Regions from separate parts of the Homo sapiens genome. Here region 2 is linked to region 1. Evidence: chromatin loops called from intact Hi-C (ENCODE). Cell type or tissue: IMR-90. All regions are shown on one strand.

Region 1 (8,000 bases):
ATAAAACAGTTTTTTATATATATACATATATAAAAGTTTTTTATATATATGTATATATACATATATATGTATATATACATATACATATATATATGTGTATATATATATATATATATATATATACTCTCAGATAATATGAAGGGCTGTGAAGAGTGGGGCAATGATAACTCTTACACTGCTAGTGGGAGTGGGAGTTTTTTATACCCACATTGGAAAACAGTTTGACATCATGTAATGTAGTCCAAAATGGGCACACATTATGATCTAGCCATTCTCTTGCTAGGTCTAGATGCTAGGGGAGCTTTTGCACATTTACTGCAAGAGATAATATGAATGTTCACGGTAACATTGTTTGTATTGTTTTGGCTACCAAAGAAAAACATCCCACTTGTCTATTAATAGTAGAATGGATAAATCAATATTGGAATACTATAGAACATAAAAATGAATAAATTCTAGCTACTTAGAGCAATATAAATAAACCTTTCAAACTAATGAATAAGATAGGTAAATCACAAGAAATACAACATAATTCAGGAGAATAAAGCCTACAAAGTTTTCAAAGAAAATAAGTTTAATTCAGGAATTTTATACTTATTTATATCCATTTTGAGTATAAAAAATTGGAAACATAACTTTGAACATGGAAAGACTTATAATTTCCTTTATTATTATAAGGAACCCTGGCCATCAAAGAATTTGGAATACAACTCTCCATGATGTACTGGACTAGGGGTACTCTTAGTTATGCAAGCAAAACACCTAGTTCTCTTTTTCTTAATTTCGGGTTACATGTATGCAAAAATTAAAAAGTAGAAATGCGTAGCATATTGCTAGTTTTTAGAGTACCACATCTCATCTCAGGATAAATTACCTAAATTGGTGCTTCCAACTGAGAATGATGCAATGTTATAATGGTAGGTTCCTTAGAATATGAATGATACATATTTAACAGATTAAAGATTGTCTGATTGCTAATGTTTAATTTCCCAGTTTTGGTGGTGGCAGTCTTTTTTACAGACCTCCTTCAAAAAGACTGGTAATTCTAGTAATTTCTGACAGCTAGAAAATCTTCTAGGGAATTAAATGCCCAAACATTCAGGAGCTGACATACAAGGATGCCTATCTAAAGTGAAGAAGGGTACAGCCACCAAGTCCTTTAGTCCTTGTTTGTCTCAAGAAAACCCTTAACTTGATCCTTACTCCTGAGCATGTGGTTTTTCCCTTGGAAATTATACTGTGCTTGGATGTTTGTTATTTGGGGTGGTATCTGATTTGTATGCAGGGAACAGGAGCAAAGATGCTAGCCTAACTTAGGGGACTTAAGGAATAATGGCCCAGGAAGATCAGTGTGGAATAAATTTTGTACTCCAAAATAGCAAAGATCTATTTAGGGAAACCGGGCTTACTCAACATATCCAGGGGGCATGAGCAAATCTAGAAATAGGAGGTGAAATTCAGAGCTGAGTGGAAGCCAAGAGACCGGGAACAAAGTTGAGAATAAATTGAAGAAGGCCCCGAGTGATGCTGCAAACACAGTTTGTGCCTCTATTGAAGAACAGCTATGCAGAATCATGACCTTTCAGCCTGTCATAAAGTTAAAGGCCAGAGAAGACTTCCAGGAAATTGATATTGGTGGGATATAATTATCCTGATGGGAATAGGAGAAAGCTGTTGCAAAAATTGAGACTCGCAATGATGGTGTCTTGGAATGGAGAGCTGAGATCCTCGATGGGGAGAAGTGGTTTGACTTCAGCTATAGTTTGAAGCAGGCGATGACAGGATTTACTGATGGGTATGAGAAAGGAGAGTCCAGGAGAATTCCATTAGCTGAGACAGGAAAGATTGAGGGAAGAATATTTGAAGTGTCTGGTGGAAATTAGGGGTTTGGTTTTGAATACGTTAAGTTTAGCATGTCTGAAAAACATCTATGTGGAGATGTTTCTTTCAGCAGGAGGCTTAACAAACAACAGCTGTGGTAGCTGTTACTTTTCATCACCTTGACATTCAGTGACATAAATCCCTGAAAGTTGGAACCTGCTAACATGTCTCAGAAGACAGAATCCTTACCCACCAAAAGCTGCTCACATTCAGGTTTCCCTTTCCAAATAAACTCTAATATTCATTCTATTTGGTTCCTTTTTTTGGCTTTGCTTCTCATCCTGAATTCAAACAAGTGACTAATCAGGAAGCTCAAAGACCCTCTATCTCCATTGCTAATTCTATTGGCTCATTCAGTCATTAAACATGTTTACTACGCACTGATTATAAGTGTAAAAAACAGGTCTCAATTGCCCATATAGGTGACCTCAATAATACCCCTTATATTGGCATGTCCTCCTTCTCTTTCTCGGTCTCCCAAACTCCTCACTCCCCTTTGGGGATGTAGGTCTCAGGCTCTACTTTTGTAAGCAGATAATCTGTGCCATTCAAGCAACGGTCAACAATGAACTATAATGAACTATCAAAGCCATAATGGACAGTCCGCTTCACCTGGACATGTGGGGATGGCATTAATGGCAGCCACATAGTGTGTGTCCTTGTCAATCAGATTATTGCTCGCTTTGCGTAGAGCCTCCACTGGCTTCACGTTGTACCCAGGGTTAGATCCATGACCTCCCTCCCAACAATTGCCACTCTCCCATCCACTACAATCTAGCAACACGGACCTGCCTTTGCTTTCTGCTCCTTTAATATGCCCCTTGCTCCCATGTCAGGGCCTCTAGACTTGCTGTTCCCTCTGCCTGGAATGCTTTCCCCTACATCTTTGCATAGCTGATTCATGCTTATCAAAGTCAGCTAAAATGTCAGCATTTTAGAGAAATCTTCTCTGATGTCCTTTACTGAAGGCAGTGGCCTTGTTTTTCTTGTCTGTTGCTGTGTGTTCATTGCTCATCCCAATGCCTAGGTAAGTGTATGTCACCAGATGGCCCTTGTAGCAGGTGCATTTAGAGCTCTGCTCACATCCTCTCAGCACTCACCTCTACATGCTGGAGGTGACTTTGCTGACACCTGCCACTCTCCTTGGGGCTTTTTTGACTGAAGGTACCCACTAGACTCAGGAACAGGGCAAGTCAGAAATGCCAAAGAGTTAATGCTGGAGAAGCAACTCTCAAGCATGGGGGGTTGTGTATAAATACCCTGGCTTCCTTGCCCCTTGGGTAGAGTAACTCTGAGGAATGTATTACGCACTGTCTCCAGGAGTTTTCCAGTTAGATTAAGCTCCAGGTGCCCACAGAGGTAACTTGCCTAAGAACATAATATTTATTCACTTCCTTTTTTTTTTTGCTACCTCATTTTCCCATTCTGCCCAGTGCTTCTTGGGATTGCCTCCCAGTGAATCAACGTGCACTTGGACGCTTTCTCACATCCCTTTGCTTCTGGGAAATCTAGCCTCAGACAACCCTCAATAAATGAAAAAATGTCCAAGTATTTATATTCAAATAGTACTTACTGCCTGGAAGTCACCAGGAGTTTGATTCATAGTGTCATAGTTTTTTCCCCCACATTACACATTCAGTCAGTATGCTTTTTAATTCTGGCTCTCACAGGGAAAGCATACAATAACATATGTTGGGTATGTTGTTTAACGTTCACAGCAAAGACTTACTATGTGCTTTTTGGTTTGAGGATTTTTGAGTAAGTGGTGGAGACATTTTTGATGTCACCCCAAGTTCTGCTGAGCAGAAGTGATAAGAATGTCTCTCTATGAAGCTCCACCAATAGAATGCATTGAGTCAGAAAATTTCATAACCTTCCATAAACAAAGAACAAGGTCCTAAGTGAAGGGAAAACAGGAAGCGATATGAGGAGGAATTTGTTTACCATGATTTCAACAACACTGGAATTTATTTTTATCAAAATGAAACCATGGGTAAGTCAACAAGGCTGGGCAAAGCCCAGAGACTGTGAGGTCCTAGATTCCCAACCGGGACACTATGAACTCAAGGAATTCAAATACATTTTGATTTTTCTAGAAATTGCTCAATGTTTCTCACATGAGTCTCGGTTTCTTTTACTTTTCTTTTTGAATTTCAAATATTTTCTTTTTGAAAACATAACATATCAAAGAGAGTTTTCAAGAACCCAGATTTAAACTTTAAAGCCAAATTTCTGTAAGGTCACCCAACATTTTATCTTACAATGACCAACACCTGGAGTATAAATGATCCCCATCATTGTGCCTCCTTTTGTTAGCCTTGTTAGAGAAGGCAGCAGAGTTCTGAACTAGTTTCTTGTTTCCTTAATGTTTAGACAGGGGACAAAGCCCTCTGTATCTATAGAGGCCAGTGGTCTGGAGACCATGGACAACAAGACATTGTATCTTTGTGTCTTGTGGGAAGCAGGGAGGGTGGAGCAGTGTTGCTGACTTTTTAAGACAAGCTAAAAACCTGGATTTTCCTATAAAATTTCCCCAATTTGAATGTTTTAAAATCATCGTGTAGGCTGGGCATGGTGGTTCACACCTGTAGTCCCAGTACTTTGAGAGGCCGAGGCAGAAGGGTGCCTTGAGCCCAAGAGTTCAAAACCAGCCTGGGCAACATAGTGAGACCTCATCTCTACAAAAAATGAACAATTTAGCTGGGTGTGGTGGCATGCACCTGTAGTCCTAGCTACTCAGGAAGCTGGGGGGAGGATCGCCTTAAGCACAGGAGGTTGAGGCTGCAGAAAGCCAATATCATGCCACTGTATTCCAGCCTGTGCAACAGAGTAAGACTCTATCTCGAAATAATAAAATAAAATAAAATAAAATCACTGTGTAAAAAAAAAGTCTCCATTTTAAAGCTTGATTTTACACTTCTATTTGAAGAACTTGAGGCTACTTTGGCACTATAATAAATGAAAGGGTTCCCCTGTAATGGAAGCACCACCAGAGATCCTGTGCTGAGATTTATTGCCTTGCTATTTAAAGAGTGGTCTCTGGCCAGCTGTATCAGTATCAGCTGGGAACTCATTAGTGACACAGACTCTCAGGCCTATGCAGATCCACTGAATCGGACCCTGCTGTCTAACAAGCTCCCCAGAGGATTCATGTGCACGTTAAAATTTGAGAAACATTGATTGAGTTTGCCTCTTCAGGAAAAAAGAAAAAAATCAGACTCTAAATGCAGAAGCTACAATTTATGTCTCACATGGAGAGAGAGGAAAAAGAATACTATGGAAGTCATAGACACTTATAATTAGTAATAGCTAGCTAAATATTTAAAAAGTGGCTTATTAATAAGGAGTTGCATATTCTCTGTTTGGATATCCAGTTGGTTGTCTATATTCATGGCTTCTGGCATCCATGGATTCAAGGAACCACTGACTGAAAATATTTGGAAAATAAAAAGTATTTGTGCTGAACATGTACAGACTTTTTTTGGTTATTATTCCCTAAACAATATAGTATGACAATTATTTATATAGGATTTGCATTGTATTATGTATTGTAAGTATCTAGAAATTATTTAAAGTAGGGAGGATGTGTGTAGGTTATATGCAAATAATGTTGCATTTTATATAAGGGATTTGAGCATATGCAGGTTTTGTTATCTGCAGTGGGTCTAGAGTCAATGCCCCTACAGGTAGTGAGGAATGACTATATTTAGTCAATTTGTTGAGGCATGCAATTGATTAGGGCAGCCTCTCTCAATATTTTCAGCCAAAGTCTGTATTTCCAGTAATAACAGGATTTTTATATTTGGGTTATGCTGTCAATTACATGTATTAAGAATCTATTTTGTGCATGCTACTGTTCTGAGCACTGGGCCCAGGGATGAATAAGGCACAGCTTCTATCTCAAAGCACTTAGTATCTTGATGACAAGACATGCCCAGAGCAGCCACAGAAGCATAAATAGCATGGGGAATGCAGTACTAGGAGGCTGAGTTGGCCAAGTGCCCAATAATTGATCTTTGTCATGATCATTCAACACAATATTGTACTTACTTTTTTTGATTTGAATATTTATTTGCTTAATATCTGTCTACAATTCCACACTGAAAGCATTATGCCTGCAAGGACCAATATTAATTGAATGATTTGCCCATTGCTTACTTCCATATTTACATATAGCTCTCTACACAGGGAAGGGGAATGTAAAAGAAAAATTATAGGCAACTTTGCATGACATGCTTGAGTCATTTCCTGTTAATGTTTTCTTTCTCTATAAATAATATATGCAAATAAAACTAACTGAATTATTTTACAGAACCCCTGCACTTCTGAGGTTTTACACACTACTCCTCACTTCCTCCAATTCCTCTGTCCCTTAACCCCAGCCCTAGGCAACTTCGAATCTATTTCCTGACCCTAGGGATGTGCCGATTCTAAACATTTAAAATAAATGGAATGATAAAATATGTGGTTCCTTGCGACTGGCTCTTTTCACTTAGCACAATGTTTTGGAAGCTCACTAAATTTTGTTTTCATTCTGCATTTCTTTGAAATAGAAAAAAAGAAACTTAGGCTAAGGAAGATATTAAAATATTACAGAAGTACAAGTGACTCCCAAAGCTTGAGCTACATCATGCTTTTGTTTATAAATGTAGAAACACATGTGTTCCTTCTGTTTCTCTTTCAGCTGTCTTGAACCAAGTTTTTATTGGGTGTTTGGTGGGGCTTATGTGAGAACTGGATGGCCCTAGGAAAAACTGAGAAATGTATGTTTATTTTCCATGCCTCTTCTTTCCAATTTTTATATCCTCCTCTTCTCCTTAGATATCCAATATTCTAATGGTACATCTTTACCCTACAGTATTACATTCTGAAAATGAATGGCAAAGTTAGTTAAACCTGTTAAATAACATTTTAATTCCCATAGCGGGCTTCTATTTTCCCACCTAAAGGAGAGACTAATGGTAAACATTTCAGGAAGACGGGGAAATGGGCAACTATTTTTGGTTAAGAACAATTTTCTAGACATTTGTTGAGAGCTTGTCAGGTGTTAGGCAAGTGCCGTATCAAAGAGGTAAAGTAATGCCCAAGACACACAGCTATTAAGTGGTGAAAGCAGAATTTGAACGGTTCTTCCTGATTACAGAACCTCAGTGCTTAATTATTGTGGTATACAGCCTCCTCGATGCTTGTTAGTCACCCTATAAATTCCTCAGCCAACGACCATTCCATCTTGCCCTTCCTAAAGCAAACACAGTATGTATCATTTGATATTTATTCTGTCTTTTGGCATTCTTTCTAGAGAGGATGTTATCAATTCTGTAAGTTGTAGTTTCTGTTGGTCATTTAAAAATATGAAAGTCAACATTTTGTTTGTAAATTCCCTTTTCTACTTACTAGAAAACTCTAGATCTGAGTTTTCAAGATGTAGTAACCTGTATCTGTATTATATTGCATGGAGAACATAACTACTATCACTAGAGAGGGTTCAGTTCTTTAATTTGATGAAAATGTCAGGCTAAAGTGGAATGAGAACTTATTCAACTTAACAAGCATCCATTGACTTTCTAATCAAGAAATGCTAAAGGGAGTTCTTCAACTTGAAATGTAAACAGGAACATGAAGCATGAGAAAGTATAAAACTCATTGCTAATGGTAAATATATAGACAAATGTAGAATATTCTATTAGTGTAACAGTGGTGGGCAAATCACTTTTAATTCTAGTATACTAATTAAAAGATAAAAGTATTAAATATAGTAATGTTAAGAGATACACAATACAAGTAGATGTAAATTGTGCCATCAATAACGAAGTGTAAAGAGGGCATAATAAGAAGTGTAGAGTTGGATGTGATTGAACTTAAGTTGTTATCAGCTTAAAATAAACTCAACAGGGAAGACAACGGCATGGGAAACCTTTCAGTGTCTCGCTAAGTGGGTGCTAGAAAGGACTTATGGGATTTTAGCTTGTGCTGGGTGATCTTAGGAAGGGTTTAAGGAAGGAGAGCTTTGCTTTTAAGTAGAGGCTGTTGGGAAGCAATTTTATGATTTGGTACAGAGATAGTTCTATGATTGGGTATCTTCATGATCCTATTTAGAAGGCAAAAGAAATGATATGAGG
Region 2 (8,000 bases), 110 kb after region 1:
TGGTAAATCCATTGTACTTAGTAATATGAATGATAATAGTAATAACTGACTTAGTTTGTGCTTAAAGCGAAGTGAACTGTGAAATATCCATATACATTTTTTACCTTGCTAGGAGGACAGAGATGTTGATTAACTACAGAGCTTGTTAAAATATGTAAAGCTACCTGTGCATGTTAATGAACAGACTGGCTGTATAATGCGCAGCTTCCAAACTAGCATAGAGAAAACTAAAGAAATTGTAAAACTGAAGGCATGAAATGAGAACAAATAGGCAAACGAATCTTAGTAAGTATAAAAACATAAGATAGCTGAAATAAGCCCATATATATTAGTAATTAAAACAAATATAAACAGTTTAAATTCACCTCCTACAAGGTTCTGGATTAATTGACTGAATTTGTAAAACCCAAGCTACTTAAGAGACACATTCAAAAAACAACTAAGAAAAATTGAAAAAAGTGAGGCTTAGATATTAACAAGATGGATAATCATTTTTAAAGATTCTGAAATATAATTTAATACTAATAATATTAGCATTATTTCTTTACTCCCTGACCTAACATTTTTACTAAATTCTATGTTACAACTATATCTTCTTAAAATATTCTGTTTGAATTTTACATTTTATATATATATATATATATATACACATACATACATATACATAAACAAAGAGATCTATAATTTTTTGTTTTGTTTTTCAGAATATATTCACACCTTTCATGTTGCCTCATTCTCTATATCTTCCCATAAAGTAGCAGGTAGAGACCATCTTCAACCTATCTATTTTCAGTTCTGACACATACAATTCATTTTTAACATTTAAAAAGTATAACCTTATAACAAAAATCTAAATAATTCCCTACTTAAAACCCTTCAATGGTTTTCCATTGCTTTTAGAACTGAAATTCTCACTCAAATCCTAAAGTTTCTGGATAACTTAGTTCCTTCTTATCTGATCAACTTCTTCAAATGTTGTTTCCACCTCATTCACTAATCTCTAGCCATGTGCCATTACCTTTCAATTTCTTGGGCACAGTAGATAAATGCTTTTACACCTAAGGCTTCTGCAGCCATTGTTTTATTAAATTAAATGTCAACTCCTTCAAGAAGACTTCCTTTTCTAATTCTCTGTCTCAGCCACTTGTGTCCTTTGCAGTACTTATGGCAAGTTGAAACTGCCTCATTTGTCTGTTTCCTTATTTTTTTAACTGCCTCTGCAACTGTGATATGCATCCTGAAGGCAGAGACCAAATAGAATCTATTCATTGCTTAAACTTTGCCCAAAGCCTGAAGCAAAGTATTCTCTCAAGACTCTCAATAAATATATCTGGAATAAATCAGCAGATAAATAAATAATTGCTTGAGCAGTTTGCTATTTTGCCTGGGTAATATTTTTTCTAGTAGACTGAAATAATGTCTCTATATCTCTGACTTTCAAACCATAATATTTAGTCTTGAATTTCCATTCCTGGAACTATACGTTCATATTTCCAAGTGCATTTCTCATGTATATCTCAAATACTCAAAACTAAATTCAATTTCTCATACCCTATGAATTGTCCTATTACTTCCCTATTTTGGTTAATGATCCAAGCATTCATCCAAACCCAAGACCTGGAAGTCATCACTCATTCACTCATGTATTCACATATTTATTCATTCATTCATATTTCGTGCAGCAACTATTATGTGGCTCACACTATGTGAAGAGTAGCATACATAATAGTGAACAAAACAGGCATAACCACGTCCTCACAGTTTGTTCTACCATCTCTCTCAAATTATGTTGACTGCTGAAACGTGCATGGTCATTCTACTTTAAGAATGTCTCCTGAACCAGCACCTTTTGAGTGCACCAGCACTTTCTTAAACCAGAACCTCACACACACACACCTTTTCTAGATTAAGCCAACATCACCTCTTATCTGAATCTTTGTAACAGCTTCCGGATTGGTTTCCTTGCCTCTAGTCTCATCTCATTCCAATTCATTTGTCACACTACTCAGGGCTTTTCCTAAAACATAAATTTAACCACCTCATGGCTCTACAAAATTTCCCTGTCTCACCATCACTTACAAGATAAAGTTCAAACTCTGTAGCACGACATGCCATGTCCTTAATGATTCAACTCTAGCAAATGGCATTCAGCTTCATGAACATGACCTCATGTCTGCATATGCCATTCCCTTAACATGGAACCTCCCTTCTGCGCTTCACCATATCAGCCTGGCAAACTCCTTCCATTCTCTCCTTTCTTGTTGAGGTTTCCCTGACTTCTCTGCCCATTGAGGCAGAAGCAAGAGCTTTTGGAACCATGTTCTCGTAATCCCTTATAGGAAGGAATCCATGCTATCATACTGCATTATGGGAATGTCAAAGATGTTTATATGTCTGGCTTCCTCACTAGACCATGGACAACTTGCAAGCCAAGAATCTGGCTTATACAAGCTTCTATCTACACCAGCTGGCATAGTGCCTGCAACATGGGAAGTGTTACTACTAAATCTTTGTGCAACAATTAAATATTGATTAAACAAGTGTTGCATTTTCAGTCATTTGCCTGAAATGACGCAGTTATCAGTAGCAGAGCTGATCCAAACTTCCAAGTTCCCACTCGAATGGTTTTTCACTAAAGCACCACTGTCATGTATCCAATGATTTTCAATTGATCCAGGGTAGAGTAAAGCCACAGGGCATGCCTTAGGTTGGGGAGATGGGTTAGAATCACCTCAGGTCTTTTTCAACCTAAAATGCTTATCGGCATTCTGATATGTATTTCCTGAAAAAAATTGCCAGTTGGGTGTCCTATATATTATATGTTGAAGAATGAACAATGCTAGTAGGGAAATAATAGAATGGAAATCAGGCAGGTGTGGATTTAAACATCTATTCCTTAATTTATCAGCTTTGTCTACAGATGAGGAAACTGAGGCACAGAATGTGTCATTTAACTTCTATGTGCCTCAGTTTCCTCATCTGTAAACATGGTACCATATTTGGGAAGTTATAATGAGGATTTTGTCAGCTGACTGACCCTTGGTAAAGGGTGAGAATATTTCCTGGCACATACGAAGTGTTCTAAAATTTAGTTTCTCTTTCCCCTTTTCCCCCTAGGCTTTGATCAGAAATCCAAGCACACAAAAATGGCTTTTCCATTTGTGTAAGGGGAAGATTATTGCTCTGCTGATGAATTGTGTGCATTTCACGCACACTTTAACAGCTCCAGGGCGTCTTCAAATTAGAGCTCCTTATCACTCATTAGCACCATTGCAGGAAGGCCGATAAACCTCACCTCTTGCTTAGCTCTCTGACACAGCTGGGGAAACCTCCATTTGCTCTTATCATCTGAATTCTGACCTTAAAGGTTTCACTCTAACCCCAGGGCTTAATTTATCTTCTGTTAAAAGCAGCAGTTTTCCCTTACATGGAAACTGTCATGCCCCGAGTATGCATAGTGAGACAGAGAAACAGTCCTGTCTGTTTCATCTCAGACGCGAGGGAAAAGTCCCTTGCACCCTTCTCTTCTGCGGATAGATGGGCTTTGATTACAGAGGAGCACATTGCAACTTCAGGCTGCTATTGTACACCACATACTGTAAAGGTTTAAAAGTTGACAAAATGCCATGAATACCATTGTGTGAATTCAACCTCGTGTTTGTTTTACCTACTGTACATCAGAATACACTTCCTGATAGCTGAGAGTTTGTGTTGTTTTGACTAAATTTGGACAAATATGCATAAAATGTGTATTCAACAGATATTTCATGTAAAAACAAAGAAAGGCTTGTGTCTTTAGATTGCCCCAGAACCTGAGGGCTACTGAGAATTATAAATAAAGTTGGCTTCACAGGCCTGCAGTCATAAATGACATTTTTTTAAATGATGGAAGGGGGAGATTTGAGTGGTACAGGAACCTTCCGTTTAATTCCCCTCCTCCCAAATATGTCCAAAATTTAAAGAAAGCTCCTTTAAATATAACTCAGTTGAAAAGGAGCTTTTGATTCCTGGTTATTGGGGAAGGACCTGTTTAACTATTTATACCATTGCTTTGTTTTCTTAAAATTGATGCAGGAGGAACATGGGTCCAGCCCTTTTAAAATCCTATGTTTTATCACTCTCCGGTTGATGGGCGCAATCCAGCATGAGGAAATTAGAAACAGCTGGAGTAGACACAATGCTTTCTTTTGAAAAGACATTTCAAAATTACTAGAGAAAAATAGAGATTGCTCTAAAGAGCCTATCTCAAAATGTGGTTTCTGGCTCAACAGCATCAGAATCTCCTAGGAACTTGTTCGAAATGCAAATTATTGGGCTTCATCCAGCCCTGCTGAATTGGAAATTCTGAAGGTAGGGCCCAGCAATCTGTGTTTTGACAGCTCTTCTATCCCCTACCCCAAGGAATTCTGATGCACAAAAGCAAACTAAAAATGAGACCTAAACCACAGGAAAGAGTAGCAAGAGAAAAGAAATCTTGAAAGGCCAGAGGGCAAGAGAGGCGTGATTTCAGGACATTTAATGATTCAAAGGAATGATGGAAAGGTGCTAATTGGGTACTTAACATCTATACTTCAACATGCATCTGTTTCTAAATCTGAAATTAATGGACAGACTATAAACAGCTTCCAAAGGCAGTGGAAAATACAAACCCAATGAAACAAACCAGAGTCAGGAAAGAGGTTGGCAGCACAATAACTGCAACATCAATTGTATTTAGATGTTTTTGTCTATAGTCTATACTACATAATAACTACATAGTCTATATAGTTATTTCAACATCATTAAATAGGATGTGTGATTAAATAAGTGCATGTAAGTAAATTATTAAAATGCATTAAGAGTATGCTTTTGCATACTTGTAACTTAGAGTAGACAAATCCTCCTGCTGAGAAAAACTAGAAACTGAACAAAATTCAGACACCACGTGTTTGAATGCCTCAGAAAGCTGTCTAAGCAGTCAGATCCTGGAAAGGAGGGGAGCTCATTGAGAGAAGCCTGACTTTTGAATCCAAGTTTCCCCTGAAGTTGAACACACCATATTGCCCAGAAATTCCACTCATATATACATATATATACACAAATACACATAAATATCCAAGAGAATGCACAGACACACACACATATCCAACAGAAATGCATGCATGGATATCTATCTATATATATATCCATATCTCCACATATATATCTCTAACAGAAATGCATACATAAGTACACCAAAAGGCATGGGTAAGAAATTTTCTATTTGCAATAGCCTCAAACTGAAAACTACCCAAACATCCTTGAACAACAGAGAGGATGAATAAATTGTACTGTATTCATGCATGAGATACTGAGAATGAATTAAATACAGCTACATGCAACAACATGGATGAATCTGATGAATATAACATGACATATCTCATTTACACAATTTCAAAATCATACAGTGATAATCCATGGTATTAGAAGTCAAGATAATAGTAACGTTTGATCTTTATGGTAAAAATGGTAAGGAGAGGGTGAGGGCCTACTGAGTTCTGCTTATGTTCCTGTTGCTGAACCCTGCACTGTGTGTTCCGTTTGTGGAAATTCAGTTAGTTGAATACTTGTGATTTGGACACTTTTCCTTACATATGTTACAGTTTAACAAGCACTCTTACTTTAGAAAAATATACTAAGAGGAATTTTTGTTTTCTTGTTTCTCTGACGTCTTTGGAGTCCATCCATCAGGTGTGTCTATGCCATCCTATGGAGACACCCTGGATTATCTGAAAGTAACTGGAGGCAGGAGAATGTGATCATAGAGAATCTTAGATTAGTGGGTAGACAGGCCTATGAATTGCTGTGTGGCTTTGGAAAGCTCTTTAACCCAAGTCACATTTTCCTCATCCTTGCATTGGAGTTGATCGTTAAAAGAGCATCTAACTCATAGGATTTAGTGAGGATTAAATAGGAGAGTTCATCTAAAGCACTGATGGTGGCAGGCAGTGGGTGGGGGTGGCCTAATGGCTAAGAATAAAGGCTGGGTATCTAAGATAATTGACAAGGGCCTTTCTTTTTTTTTTTATGGTTAATGTACCATTCTTTATGAGAATGTGCTAGCATAATGATAGAGGGCTGAAGCATGTAATCTATAATTAATACAAAGTGAACTGTCATGGGGGATGGGGAGGGAAATGGGCCTTTCTGCAGAAATGTAAGTGCGGTCATGGAAACGGCTATAGCTCCTTGATTGTAATTATTCAACCTCACTAGAGGTCTGCAACTAGCTATTAAAGTGCTAGTGGTCCCGACAAGGGCCTTTCTAAGAACACTGTCTTTGCAACTGTACCCCTTTTGAATAATATAAATATCATGGTTACTCACTTGGCAGAGTGGACATCCCTAAGAAATTCAATCAGACATTTTGAGGTTGGTGAGAGAGGGAGAGTTGACGGAGTTGGAGGAAGAAGAAGTCGTGACACCATGACTGAGAACTCTGTCTGATGACCCAGGGTCATAAAATTTATCATTATAAATGTCAAATAAAATAAATGATAATTAATCAATAAAAAATGACACATGATAAATAAATAAATAAATAATAAAATTACCATCTGTGCAGGGCAGGCTGAAAATGCTGAGAAGGTAAAACTCTCTAGGAGAATCCTTCAGCCAGTGACTGATGGGAGTTGGTGGATACTCAACTCCCTTGCCTCTTGAGCCAGATGACTGAAACGTATGCTCTATACTGTCCCCCAGAGATGCCCAGTTGAACTGGGCTCCAGTTACCCACAGTGGTAATTTGCTTAACAGCATACCTTCTATTGACTGCTTTCCCTTACCTGTATCATTTTTCCTTTCTTTTCCCAGTGTTTTGTGAGAGCATCTTCCAAATAAATTACTTGTACTCACATTCTTGTCTCGTGACCAGTTTCTGGGAGAATCTAAACTTAAGACAGTCTGCATTGCACAACTTATGGCGTAGGCTTAGTTGCTTTCTCTGAGACCTTCGGGCAGCTAGCACCACTGTGGCTGCCTCCTTTGGAATTGTCACCTCTACCACGCTGCCGAAGTGCCTGAGACCTACTGCTCTGAAAAAGACTTTGTTTGTCACTGCCCAAGCCCACTGTGAAGCCCCTTCCCCTCCCTTGAGCCAGGTGTCAGGATGGCCCTCCTATCCTGTCCCTCTGTTACCTAGGCAGTGGCCTCATCACTTTATTCATAAAGTTAGACTTCCTCACTCTGTATCTGCGTATTCTTATTGCTTTCTCTTTTCCAGAGACTCCGTTTTGGTCAACAATTAGCCCTTCCACATTTGGATCCTGGGCCACATGTGGAAATAAAGAGTTCCAGAAGAATTCTCCCATGAAGGCATTGGAATGCTTCAATACATAGTTTTGTGCCAAATCTACAATAATCTTCCCAAAAGAAAGACTCTTCAGTGTTCTGGATTTTTCGGGACTTATCTTATTTTCTTGTGCAACATCTTAACACAAACTAGAATAAAGATGACATATAATCATCTGCATTCATGAATAAAAAGAATGATCTAATTGTACTAATTAGCCAAACTGCAACCCACAAAAATGCACCAAGTCTTTATCAACATCCACCTCTGGTTACAGAATGTATCATGATGCCTTATTAGCAGCAGCCCAATGGCTCCCTGGAGCACCACTACTTCTGTCAATACATGCTAAAGCAGCACAGAAACATCTACGAAGATAGGGAACGTTGGGTAGGAAAGACCAGGACTGCAAATATCTTGCCATCCCAGCCTTGGAAGGGACCTCAAGGCCATGTAGTTCAGCCTGCATCCCCTCAGAGTGAAGCATTCTGTGTTCCCCAAAAGGCAGGAGAAACTTTGCCTGTGGTAGTGTGGGTTGCAACCCTTCAAGGATGCTTCTGAGAATCATGTTGTTAAGATAGCTACTGAGCAAAAGGCTGGGATTCTCAAAGTCACTTTGAGCGCATGTAATAGGAGGCAGAGATGAGGTCATCTCCCTAAAGGTCAGCTGCATCCCCAGATGTGTTCTTAC

Evidence for each region. A loop is a pair of places that touch in the nucleus more often than their neighbours do. Peaks named below come from ENCODE experiments on the same cell type or tissue, not always from the same donor. Only the 100,000 strongest peaks of a DNase experiment are listed, where the experiment ranks them.
Region 2: a loop joins it to region 1, with 3 times the contacts of the local background. A loop is called at or near these places in 3 of 110 quality-filtered maps.

The regions. Positions count from the first base shown.
Region 1 is chr20:6,462,803-6,470,802 of GRCh38, forward strand. The region is part of intron 2 of CASC20 (cancer susceptibility 20); the gene reads left to right. Among named protein-coding and RNA genes, the nearest start is that of CASC20, 40 kb to the left of the region's middle. In IMR-90, no CTCF peak of the experiment used is centred here; no DNase peak of the experiment used is centred here; H3K27ac peaks cover 902 bases.
Region 2 is chr20:6,572,684-6,580,683 of GRCh38, forward strand. No RefSeq gene overlaps it. Among named protein-coding and RNA genes, the nearest start is that of CASC20, 150 kb to the left of the region's middle. In IMR-90, no CTCF peak of the experiment used is centred here; DNase peaks (open chromatin) are centred at 3,608 and 6,918; H3K27ac peaks cover 1,614 bases.